Linked DNA regions of Homo sapiens: region 2 is linked to region 1. Evidence: chromatin contacts called from ENCODE Hi-C or POLR2A ChIA-PET data. All regions are on one chromosome and are shown on one strand. The core of a region is the stretch at or near the end of the contact, and the rest is flanking DNA. Distances in the headings are between cores, read along the strand shown. Region 1 overlaps KCNN3 (potassium calcium-activated channel subfamily N member 3). Region 2 overlaps IL6R (interleukin 6 receptor).

Region 1 (5,928 bases), core at 1,978-4,477:
AAAAAAAAAAAAATAGTTCGTTCTTTTCTCAAAAACAATTTCCCTTATAAACATCTTAAAATGTAAAATAAATGGCTTTGAAGACTCAGGGCTGATCACAAGCCTATCAAACCACGTGCCCAGGACACCACATGCATGTATAAAGCCACCCCTCCATCCACTTCACCTCTGTGTCCTATTTTTCAAGAGTTGGCTTTGAATTTAGGAAAATAACGACGTTTTCCTCTACCAGGTAATTCAAGGTAACAGCCCTGGATCTTTCCAAGGCAACTCTAAATCTAGTCTTTTATTTCCAGCCCTAAGAACTAACAGCATGGTGCAAGGCCTCCAGTTATTTTTAAAAGGAGAGAAAACCAGCACCACCAGAGCACAATGGCTCCAACAAACAAATGCGACTTGCCGCCAAACAACCACAGCTTGTTCTTGCTCTGTGAAAACGAGAGTTTGGTTGGTGTGGCTTTTTCTCACCGAGGTGGTGGCATCTCTGTCTCCATTAGTGGTTTCCTGTAGAAGCTTCTGAGAAACTCTGGAAGAGGTGGGACAGCTGGCTGGTGTCACACAGCTGGATGCAACCTCTGCAGGCCTCAGCGGGGAAGCTTCAACACCAGCACTGGCCAAGCTTTTCTTGGAGTGTGTTTCTCTTCTCTTGGGTCTCTTGGTCTTGCTCAACTTCTCCACCTTGCAAATGGATGCACCATTTGAGGGAAGCCAGCTGCCATTCCTTCCACAGTCCATTTTCTTCTTAGAGGGAAGCACTGTCAACCTCTTTGAAATTAAAAACCAGATGGCTCATCTGGCAAATCCTTCTGAGTCAGTTTCTCAATTTGCAATGTTTTCTTTCTTCTTATTAAAAAAATATTTCCATGTTTCCTGATTTGGAAATGTTTAATAAAATGCATGAAAATGGAGAAAAATAATATGCTTGGAAGAAGCACTGTTCCCATGGGAAGCATGTCTTCCACGGTATCTGGAGATGGCGTGGCAGAGATGGCATGGGCAGAGAGTCCAACAGACGGGGGTTTGGATCCCAGCCCTGCCACCTGTTAGCTGTGTGGCCTAGGGAAGGCGCTTACCTCTCTGTGTCTTGGGCTTCACTTCTGTAAAATGAAGCAGTAAAACCTTGCACGGGACTAGTGAAAAATATAAAACTCTGCATAGTGCCTGACACAAATTTTGGAACTTAGTAAATGAGTTCATTTGGTCAGCAATAGGAATGAGCCCCCTCCTGTGTGCCTGGCTTGGTGCCTACTTGGGAACTTAGAGTTCTAGGAAGAAGGCAGACACCAAGCAACACCAAGGCAAAAAAGGGCCGCGTTACAATGGAGACAAGTGATGCCAAGTTGGGGCACGGGGCCACTGCGCAGGGGACACACGGCTATCTCAGAGGAGCAGGTATGGGTTGGGATGACAGTGCTGCGGGTGGAGTGGCAGGCTCAGGAGAAGGCTGAGGTGAGTTGGAGGGAGAAGCAGGGCGGGGAAAGAACTCTGAGCATCTTCTCAAAGTTGCCAGTGCTGGGGTTTAATAAGCAGAACCCCGTGAACTCACAGGCACAGCTGGCCTGCACTGTTACTCTTGCCCCAAACCCCTCCATCTTCTTCCTCCTTCTCCTCTATTTTTCCTGCCTTTGCCCCTCTCTGTTCTTTCTTCTTCTCTTTCATGCTTCTTTTTCTTTTTTTCTCCTTTGAAGCACTGTCTCCACCTCCCTCTCATCTCTCCTCTCTTGTTTTCCCTTTCACTTGTTCAGTCTCTCTCCCACCCTCCCCTGTGAGGACCCACAGAGGAAGCTCTGCCCTAGAGGGAAAGGGTTTCTGCCTCCAAGGAGCTGGCTATCCCTTGGGGACATCAGTCTTTGTTTGCTTCAGGTTGATTTTGCTTAATCAGCAAACTTGCATTTTGCACCCACTGGGTGGCCAGATACAGATGGCATCAAATGTCACCAGGCAGAATCCTGTGCTGTAAAGTGGGGAGGGTAACATCTGGAGTAGGTGCATGGGTCCCCCCAACGTGGGACATCTCTGGAGGGGTGGCAGGTAAACTAAGCTCAACCGATCCCCAACTCTGCTCATTACCTGCCCTCTCCCTGCTGCCCAGGTCCCCTGCAACCCCGGCCCTCTTCCTCCTGCACCTCCTATTCGTGGGCAGTCCCACCAGCTATCCAGCCAGCCACACTAGGACACCAGACACTGTTCCTGAGCTTCCTCCCCATCACTCCACATCCAGTGAGTCAGTCCGGTGGAGGTTGGCTCCTCTAGCTCTCTCAAAACTGCCCTTGCTCTTCATCCCAGCCACCACTGTACCCAGGGGTGGTGGGGGCAGCATTCTGTTACTACAGCAGCCTCCCCAGCTGGTGTCCCGTCTTCCCCTCAAATCCCCCTTCCACACTGCAGCCAGGGAAATCTTTCTGAAACTCCAGACCCTCCCCTGCTCCCAATCTACCAGTGGCTCCCCCTCTCCTAGGTGTGGGAAGAGGAGAGGGGACGTTCTCAGCCTCTGCACAGCGACACACTGGGGCAGACAAACAGTCTCTCTGGGGCTAATAGTAGTTGAAGGATTGACATTTGTGAACGATTTATTTTTTTTGTTATGGCAGTTTCAAGGCTATCCTGTGATAATATCACTCTCGCTATCTGGTACTCTGATTTGCTTTCTTCAGTGGAAAGGAAGGGCCGGGACTCCAGCTAGCCTGATGGAAATGATTTATAACCTGGGGCACACCCACAGCAGAAGTCGGCTGTCTGAATATCATCTCTCCTGCATCGCTGGAATCAAAGAAACAAGTACATAAATAAGGTTGGAAACTGTTGGCTGATAGAAGAGTCATTCCAAAATCCTTAGGCTGGTGAAAAAGGCCCGTGCCTGCTCCTGTAGCGTTGAGTGCACTGCCGCATCTTATGACACCCCAGCAAGCAACTGCTTATTCTCTCCTCCAATCCATGCTCCCCCACCTCCGAGCTTCCCTCATGCTGGCCCCTCTGCCCGGAGGCCCCTTAGGCCTAGGAAATCACCTCCTCCGGAAAGCCGTCCCGGATCAAGTGCCCTCTGTGGAGCCCCTTCTTCCCCATTCTCCCTCACTTCTCACCACCGGCTCTTGGCCATCTCCACCCCCAGCACCAGCCTCCATTGGTTGGTTGGTTTGTCGGTCGGCAGGTGCTGAGAAAGCTGGTCAGAGCTACTGAAGGAAGCTGTGAATGAACAAGGACTTAGGGGAAAGTGACGTTTAAACCTGGTCTCATCTCACTCCCTGCTGTGGGCCTCTGCTTTCTGTTTAAAGCCATTCTGGGTCTCTGCTTGCTCTCACAGCTGCTGTCTGTCTGTGGTTTTCATTGAGCTCCACCCGCCCGGGGCCCTCAGTCTGCCGCCCGCGCCTGCAAGCTTTCTCTCTCCTGGTTGAGCCTTTCCCGACATCTGCCATCAGTCACAGAGCGTGACTTGGAAGCAAAGGGGCTTCACAGTTCATCGTTTTTTATATACAGAGAGAAGAACAACAGTAGTTGGGATTCTTGCAAAATACTTCCTCAAAGATCTTAGAGATGATCTACTTCTCATTTCATTTTATTTCTGGGGCTATCTCTGTGTGGTAGGTAAGACTGGATGCTAATCTTATTTGAAGAGATAACAATAATCACTATCATTTCTCAAGTGCCAATCACGTGCCATGTGGGCCAAAGCTTTATGCGCATTACTGAATTTAATCCTCAAAAAACAAGACTCATAACTGTCACTTCCTATTTTACTGAATTGGAAAATTAGACCAGGTGCAGTGGCTCATGCCTGTAATCCAAGCACTTTGGGAGGCTGAGACAGAAGGATCCCTTGAGCCCAGGATTTCAAGACCAGACTGGGCAACATAGTGAGATGCTGTCTCTACAAAAAATGAATAAAATTAGCAGGGCATGGTGGTACGTGTCTATAGTCCCAGCTATTCTGGAGGCTGAGGTGGGAGGATCACTTGATTAATTACTAGATTAGGAAACTTGCACAAAATAAAACATCAATTGAGTGGCAGGGCCCGAGTGTGTGCTTGGACTTGCCTGCATCCACAGCCCTGTCTTTGACCATATTGCACCTTGGAGGAGCCCTGTCTTTGACCATATTACACCTTGGAGGAGGTGGAGACCTAAAAAGGGAGGTGAGATGAGTGGAGAGACTGGTGGGGATTCTCTCTCTCTCAGGTATCTCATCCTGGATCTGTGTTATAATGAGCCATGCTTCCCAGGAGAGTAAGACAGAGCCAGGGCTGCCCTGTTCAGCAGCATAGGTTGCGCACTGTGCAACTCCAAGGAGTGCCAGTCACGAAGACTTCAATGTGAATGGCACCCCCTGGAGGGAAGTGCTGCATAGGCAGTGCTCCTGGCAAGAGCCCTAAAGAAAAGACGGGTGTCTTGCTCTTCTCAGTTATGCTTTCCAAAGATAATTAAAGGCAGGCAGCTCCCCAGGCAAGCAAATGTTGTGGAAGGCACACAAAGCTGCAGCCTCACCTAGGCAGGGTTAGTGTGGGAAGGACGTGGGAATCACCCTGTGACCAAGAACAAAGAGGAACAGCACAGAACAAGTACCCTGGGAAGGAATTTTCTTGTTTTTGTTTCCCAGAGCAGTGGGGTTCCCAGGGCAGGACGTGGGAGCTCTGGTTGGGCGTCTTTCCCTGCCACAGAGAAGACAGGGTGCCAAGGAGGAGCCTGGGACGTCAGGGCGAGTGGGAAGAATTCTGACTCAGCAGAGGTTGCAAAGTAGCCCCCAGGGAATCAGAGAGAGAGGAAGATAGAGAAAGAGAGGGACAGGGATGGAGACAGAGACAATGGCTGGAAGGGGAGGAGTCTGAGGGCAAGGGCACCTGGGTGAGGGTCTGGCCTGAGCATGAGGGGCCTGAGGACAGGGATATGCACAATAATGCCCTGACCCGGGGTCCCCACGGCCGTGGGGCTTGGGGAGACTACGGGATGCTCCCGGACCACAAGCAGCCTGCCCAGGGAGTGCAGCTGTCCCTGACCTCTCGCCTCTTTCCATAGGCCTGGGCTACGCAGAAAGGCACATTTCCCTGCTTTCTGGGAGTGGGCTCTGGCCAAGTGAAGCGTCACGAAGTCTGGGATGGGAGTAGTTTCTCAGGGGCTGGTCCGGCCCCAACTGCCCACAGCCAAGTCACCTGAGCCTTGGTTTACATGATTAACTGAAAATTCTGGTACACGTCAGGAATAAAGCTAATTCCGAAGGTCAACACTATATGGAGAAAGGAATGGAGACAGCCAGTCGCACACACTTTTCCCTCAGAAGGGCCTTTCTTGCTGGAGAAGCTTCTAAAGCCTCGAAGCTGGTGCACCCCAAGCTCTGGAGAGCAGCGGCTGGAAGGGAAGGCTCCAGGCCTGGTGCTCAGGCCAAGGGCCTCCTGCACCCCTCCTCACCCATTTCCTCGGCCCCAGGAGCAGAATGAAAGAGATATGAAGAGACAGATTGCCTTCAGCAATCCTTTTCTCTGCCTCTTGAACTGAGAGATTCTTACTTAAGGAAAGGAAGGAGCAGGATAAAGAGATGACCCATCTGGAGATGCCTTCTCACCTGTGGGGTCTGAAGGGAATAGAGCAAAACCCCCTTCGCATCAACTCTCACAGCTCTGGGCCTCCCTCTCTTCATCTGGGAAGGGTGGGGGGCTGGGTCCATGTGCATTAGGGCCCCTTCCAGCTCTAAGGAGCTGTAATTCTCAGAGAATGTTTTCTTACCCGTTTCCCACACTAGATGGAGAGCTGGTTAGGTAGGGGAGTGGGCAGCTGCAGCCCTGATCCTTGATAAGGGTCTTAAGAGACCATCTTTGAAGACACAGATGCCCAGGAGGCTTGCCCTAAATCAGCCTCATGGTGACAAGTGTCGTGGCTGTGCTCGGGGTCTCTGCATACAGTGGGATTCTCCTGGGGAGCATCAGCTCAGAGGCCCAGGAC
Region 2 (6,068 bases), core at 3,288-5,787, 300 kb before region 1:
TCAGAGCCTCAGTCTTGTCATCGGTAAAGTAGAGATGATAGCACCAATCTTGTTCCTTTCAGAGAGTTTTTGTGAGTCTGATGAAAAAATATTCTTTAGAAATGCTAAAGCATACTGCATTTGTAAGGGGATCAGCAATTACAGGACAGTGCTGGTTCTTGGGAGGAGAGTGGGACCAGGGGCATCCCAGAATCACTATCCTGGATGCCATCGTGAACTCACTGCATTGGAATCTGGAGGAGGAAGTAGAGTGGGTGGTTTGAGAAAGCTTTCCTGGTGGTTTTAGTATGTGCTTGAGGGGGCTGGAGGAGGGTGCGTGCCCCACTGTAGTATGTCTAATACGTAATAGATGGTGTTCACAGCACGATAAGGCCGTAAGCAGACTGTTCTGTTGGGGCAGTTTAGAGATAGCAGGAAAAGCTTCATGGAGGAGGTGACAATTGAATTATGTCTTGAAGGATGTGTAGGAGGGTCCCAGACAGAAAATGGGGATTGTAGGCAGAGTACAAAGGCACGGAGCTGTGAGCAAGGGGAGGGTGGCAGAGAGCTGCTTGGTGAGGCCGACACGTGTGTGGGTGGGTGGTCTGAGTGGGACAGGTGGAGGCCGGCCTTGGTGGGCCCCTGTAGGAGTGGAAGTGGAATGCCATAGAGTGGGGCTCTGGAGCCTGGACTTCAGCAGGTGCTGCCCCCTTGAGGCTGGGGCCTGGCCCCCCGCACAGACTGTAGCCCAGGATAGCCTTTTGTATGAAGTTGGGGGTCCCAGGGTCACTCTGTCTTAGCCCTGCTTTGGCCAGCAAGGCCAGCACGGTCGGCAGCTTTCTCTCAAGCGGGAGTTCTGAATTTATCCTCTCCTGATGGGAGTTCTCCCTGTCACATCAACATTGAGTCTGGGGGAATCACAAAATCATTTTCTTCTTTTTTTTTTTTTTCAGAGATGGTATCTCATTCTGTTGCCCAAGCCGGAGTGCAGTGGCATAATCATAGCTCACTCCAGCCTTGAACTCCTGCCTCAGCCTCTGAGTAGCTAGGACTATAGGCATGCATCACGATGCCCAGCTAATTTTTTAAAAAATATTTTACAGAGATGAGGTCACCCTATGTTGCACAGGCCTTGAGTGATCCTCCTGCCTCAGCCTCCCAAAGCTCTGGGATTTATAGCCATGAGCCACTGTGCCAGGCTGGAGCCCCTTTTCAAAGAGGGCGTGGGGCAAAATGCCTGGGAAAAGCCCATTAGGTATAAGGGGGTTATTCCTTGCTTCTCACAAATAATCCCTTTAACTCCCTCTCCTATTCCCCAAGAATGGGAATCACACCTGTTGGAGGAGGTGATACCAAAGGTTTGCATTTGCACATGAGGGGGTGCCCTGAAGCCAGGACTGGGCGGTCAGTGCCTCCAGCTACACGTTATCTTCTCAAACTCTTTGGCCATCCATTCTGGAGGAGTTTGTTTTGTTCCTCTCTGCAGCACTCCCAAGTGGGACATTCTGGGGTTAAAGAGCCTTGGTTACACATTTCCGGAGAGATTTTGCCCTGTTCACTTATCCATATGGCATCCCTGAATTCCCTCTCTGCCCTGTTTTCTGCAGCTTTCTGGAACATTCCACTGGGGCCCCGCCCACTTCCACTGCATCACCTGCCACTTTGTGCAGAGCACTGGCTCTGGAGTCAGGCAGCATTGGGTCTAGTTGCTGCCCTTGCCCTTGACTAGCACGACCCTGGGGAAGTACCTCACTGAGACTCAGTTTGCTTATTTGTCAAATGGGAATAATAATGCCTGCCTCAAAAAACCCAAACCCCAGCCTTGCTGGGTTGTGAGGCTTCAGTGAGGTGAGAAGCAATTAGCACAGAGCCTGGCACATGACAAGGGTGCAATAAATGCCAGCATGACTGCCTTTCACCCGTATCTCCTGCCAAGCCTGTCTCTCGAGCTTTGGATTCATGTCTTCAACTTGGCCCAGACTTCTGGCCAGATCCTCCCTCCTGTGCCAGGTGCTCCGCATGACCCAAACCAAACATATCACACCCCTCACAGATCTCCCTGCCCTGCTTGTCCAGGGGACACCCCACCCACCCAGCTACCCAGCCAGGAGCTTGCACATCGCACCAAATGTCTCTGCCTTGGTTTGGGTTCTTGCCACATCTCAATAGCATCTAGCAGTCAGCCATTCTGTTGCACTCCACTCTTCGTGCCCCTCTCCACGACCCTCCTCCCTCATCCTCGCATTGCCTATCCGCCTGACATCCTTGTGCACAACTGGGTGATTCCTAAACGTTGGGATTTCACGGGTCTGTAAAATTTCAAAAACAATTCTGGGGACCAATTAAAGTTGCTAGCTTTTTTTTTTTTTTTTTGAAACGGAGTTTCGCTCTTGTTGCCTAGGCTGGAGTGCAATGGCGTGATCTCAGCTCACCGCAACCTCCACCTCCTGAGTTCAAGCAATTCCCCTGCATCAGCCTCCTGAGTAGCTGGGATTACAGGCATGCGCCATCATGCCCGGCTAATTTTGTATTTTTAGTAGAGACGGGGTTTCTCCATGTTGGTCAGGCTGGTCTTAACTCTTGACCTCAGGTGATCCACCCACCTCGGCCTCCCAAAGTGCTGGGATTACAGGCATGAGCCACCGTGCCCGGCTGGTTGCCAGCTTTTAATTTTGCTAAGTAAGGACATAAAATGTAACAAGTAAGTGATAAATAACTATTAGCATTTACCATCACCATAATTTCATAAAAGAAAGGATGCTTGGTCAGGCGTGGTGGCTCAGGCCTATAATCCCAGCACTTTACGAGGCTGATGGGGGAGGATTGCCTGAGCCCAGGAGATAGAGACCAGCCGGGCACCATAAGGAGACCCTGTCTTTACAAAAAAAAGTTAAAAAAAAATTAGTTGGGCATAGCAGTGCACACCTGTAGTCCTAGCTAAGTGGGAGGCTGAGGTGGAAGGATCACCTGAGCCCAGCAGTTGGAGGCTGCAATGAGCTATGATTGCACTACTGCACTCCAGCCTGGGCAACAGAGGGAGACCCTGTCTTAACAACAAAAAGACTCCTTAACTGCCCCCCACACCCGCCCCCCCCAAATGAGGAAGGGTGAAACCTCAAAATGAGGGGCGCTTTTGGCACCCAGACACTGTGGAGATTTGTACACACAGCCTTTTCTGTACTTGTCTCCACTAGGCTTCTCTCCACAGACCATCCCGGGTGGCATTTGGGACCCAGCTGGAGGTGAGTCATTTCTCCTCAGGAGGCTCCTCAGTGAGGTTTATTTATTTGTTTCTACACGAATAGAGGAGCAGTGATGAGCTGTCTGTTGGGTGGTTTAAAGGCTGCGAGGAAAGGTGTGAAGTAGGGTCCCCTTGCTCAGCACGCAGGAGCTGCCTGGCGCCACTGAGCCTGTGGGTCCCACGGTCTCTCCTCCCCTCTTCCTGTGGCTTTGTGGTTCATTACCACTTTAACCCCAGAAACCTGAGCCGCCAGAGGTTACTGGGCATTCTCTGGGCCACAGGCTGTGTTGGGGGTCAGGACTGAGAGTAGAAACTTTCTTCCTGAAGCATCTGTCTTGAGTATAGTATGGGGAGCCTTTAAAAAACCCTAATGACAGCTGGGCGCGGTGGCTCACACCTGTAATCTCAGTACTTTGGGAGGCTGAGGCGGGCGGATCACCAGGTCAGGAGATCAAGACCATCCTGGCTAACACGGTGAAACCCCGTCTCTACTAAAAATACAAAAAATTAGGCGGGTGTGGTGGTGGGCGCCTGTAGTCCCAGCTACTCAGGAGGCTGAGGCAGGAGAATGGCTTGAACCCAGGAGGCGGAGCTTGCAGTGAGCTGAGTTTGCGCCACAGCACTCCAGCCCAGGCGACAGAGCGAGACTCGGTCTCAAAAAAAAAAAAAGCCCTAATGACTGGGTCCCATTTCCATGGTTCTGAGGCAACAAGCAAGGTGGAGCCTTCAAGGCTCCAGACGAAGCTGACTCTGGCGGGGTTTGGAAAACTGCTGAACTGCACGAGCATCCATGGGCAGCCATATTTTCTATTTAGGGCTGCCCCATCTTCTTCTTGTTTTCTTCTTTTTTTTTTAGAGATGAGGTCTCACTATGTTACCCAGGCTGGTTTCAAACTCCTGGCCTCATGGGATTCTCCAGCCTCAGTCTCCCAAAGTGCTGGGATTACAGGTGTGAGTCCGGCCTGCCCCCATCTTCTTTGTCTTCTGATTTTAGCTTTCATTCTAGTGCCTCCATGCCCTCAGGTCATCCTTTAGATACCCTGGGCTATAAGTGTGTAACTGTCCTCTGCTGGGCTGGGAAGAACGCAAAGGAACAATAAACTGGGTCCCTCCCATGAATTCTAGGTTCAATTCAGGTCGCACTTGCTGTGCGGCCTTGAACAAGTCGCTTTCCCTCTCCGGGCCTCTGTTTCCCCTCTGTACAATTGGAAGAGTGGATGCATTCTTATACTTCCTCTGGTGCTGCTGGTGTGTGGTTTCCCCCTTACTGGTGATGGCATACTCCAGGAATTCTGGAAACCCTCCCTGACGCCGAAGCAGGGTCACCCTCTCCCCGCCTCCTTGCTAGTCCTTACTCCTGGCCCAGCGAGGCTCGTGATTTTTGTTTAAACCATTCTGTGGAATTTTAGAATTCTTGATGGAAAAATGATGAGCTGACAAGAAAATGTTTTGAAATCCAGAGCATTCCACTCACTGCCTGTTACGGTTAAGGCCCAGGCTTTCGCTTGGATACTTAGCCTCCTCTTGCCTTGGGGTTTCCGCAGAAACACTGTTCCCGTGCAGGGGGAGGGAGCCGTGAGGGTGCCTGGTCCACATCCCTGCTGCTGCAATGTGTACTAAACCCATACAGGCAAATGAATATTTATTTGTTATATATTTTTTATTGCAAAAAGGTGCATAGAAGGAAATTGAAATAGTGCTTATCTCTGGTGATGTGTATCTTTCCATTTTCTTCTTCCTGTGTGCAAATATATAGTATTATGATATATACTGTGTTACACAATAATCATAAAAATATATTTCTTTAGAAAGTTTGAATCAAAATACATAGAATTTTTCTTGTCTTGCATTCTTCATACAGCATTATGTCATGTCTTCAATGTTTTTCTAAAATATTTTTGGCCAGACGTGGTGGCACACGCCTGTAGTCCCAGATACTTGGGAAGCTGAGATGGGAGGATCACTGAAGCCCAGAAGTTAAAGCTACAGTGAGCCATCATCATGCCACTGCACTCCAGCCTGGCGACGGAGCGAGACCCTGTCTCAAAAAATATATAATAATTGGCCAGGCACGGTAGCTCATGCCTGTAATCCTAGCACTTTGGGAGGCCAAAGCGGATAGATCACCTGAGGTCAGGAGTTCAAGACCAGCCTGGCCAATATGGTGAAACCCTGTCTCTACTAAAAATACAAAAATTAGCTGGGTGTGGTGGTGGGCGCCTATAATCCCAACTACTTGGGAGGCTGAGGAAGAAGAATCGCTTGAACCCAGTAGGTGGAGGTTGCAGTGAGCCGAGATTATGCCACTTCACTCCAGCCTGGGCAAAAGAGTGAAACTCCATCTCAAAAAAAAAAAAAAAAATATATATATATATATATATATACACACACACACACACACACACACACATATATATATACACACATACATATATATACACATACATATATATACACATACACATATATATATATACACATACATATATATATATAAAATAAATTTTAAAAGTTTCTGCATTATGTAGTTATGTCATAATTTCTACAGCTAGTCCCTTACGGTTGGATATTTGGTTATTTCCAGCATGCTGTTTTTTGTTTTGTTTTGTTTTGTTTTGTTTTGTTTTGTTTTGTTTTTGAGACGGAGTTTTGCTCTTATTGCCCATGCTGGAGTGCAATGGCATGATCTCGGCTCACTGCAACCTCCGCCTCCCGGGTTCAAACGATTCTCCTGCCTCAGCCTCCCGAGTAGCTGGGATTACAGGCATGTGCCAGCACACCCAGCTAATTTTGTATTTTTAGTAGAGACAGGGTTTCTCCATGTTGGTCAGGGTGGTCTCGAACTCCT

What was found. Hi-C counts contacts between places; a loop is a spot of excess contacts on that map. ChIA-PET counts read pairs that join two places held with the same protein, here RNA polymerase II (POLR2A). Pooled maps may share reads with other maps.
Region 2: a loop to region 1 is called in a map with no recorded cell type, with 9 times the contacts of the local background. The contact joins two enhancer-like sites. A Hi-C loop is called at or near these places in 1 of 37 single-sample maps with no recorded cell type and 2 of 50 pooled maps. POLR2A ChIA-PET finds 5 or more read pairs at or near these places in 2 of 52 experiments (activated CD8-positive, alpha-beta T cell and activated naive CD4-positive, alpha-beta T cell).

Annotation. Positions count from the first base shown.
Region 1 is chr1:154,744,929-154,750,856 of GRCh38, forward strand. All of the region lies in intron 3 of KCNN3 (potassium calcium-activated channel subfamily N member 3), which reads right to left. Among named protein-coding and RNA genes, the nearest start is that of KCNN3, 120 kb to the right of the region's middle. RefSeq lists enhancers at 3,365-3,574, 4,470-4,973 and a silencer at 4,223-4,272. Within about 2 kb of position 3,228, at least 12 of the 41 ENCODE cell types and tissues checked have a DNase peak (open chromatin) inside an H3K27ac peak, as active enhancers do.
Region 2 is chr1:154,441,874-154,447,941 of GRCh38, forward strand. The region is part of intron 6 of IL6R (interleukin 6 receptor); the gene reads left to right. Among named protein-coding and RNA genes, the nearest start is that of IL6R-AS1, 38 kb to the left of the region's middle. RefSeq lists a silencer at 663-762 and an enhancer at 3,412-3,911. Within about 2 kb of position 4,538, at least 3 of the 41 ENCODE cell types and tissues checked have a DNase peak (open chromatin) inside an H3K27ac peak, as active enhancers do.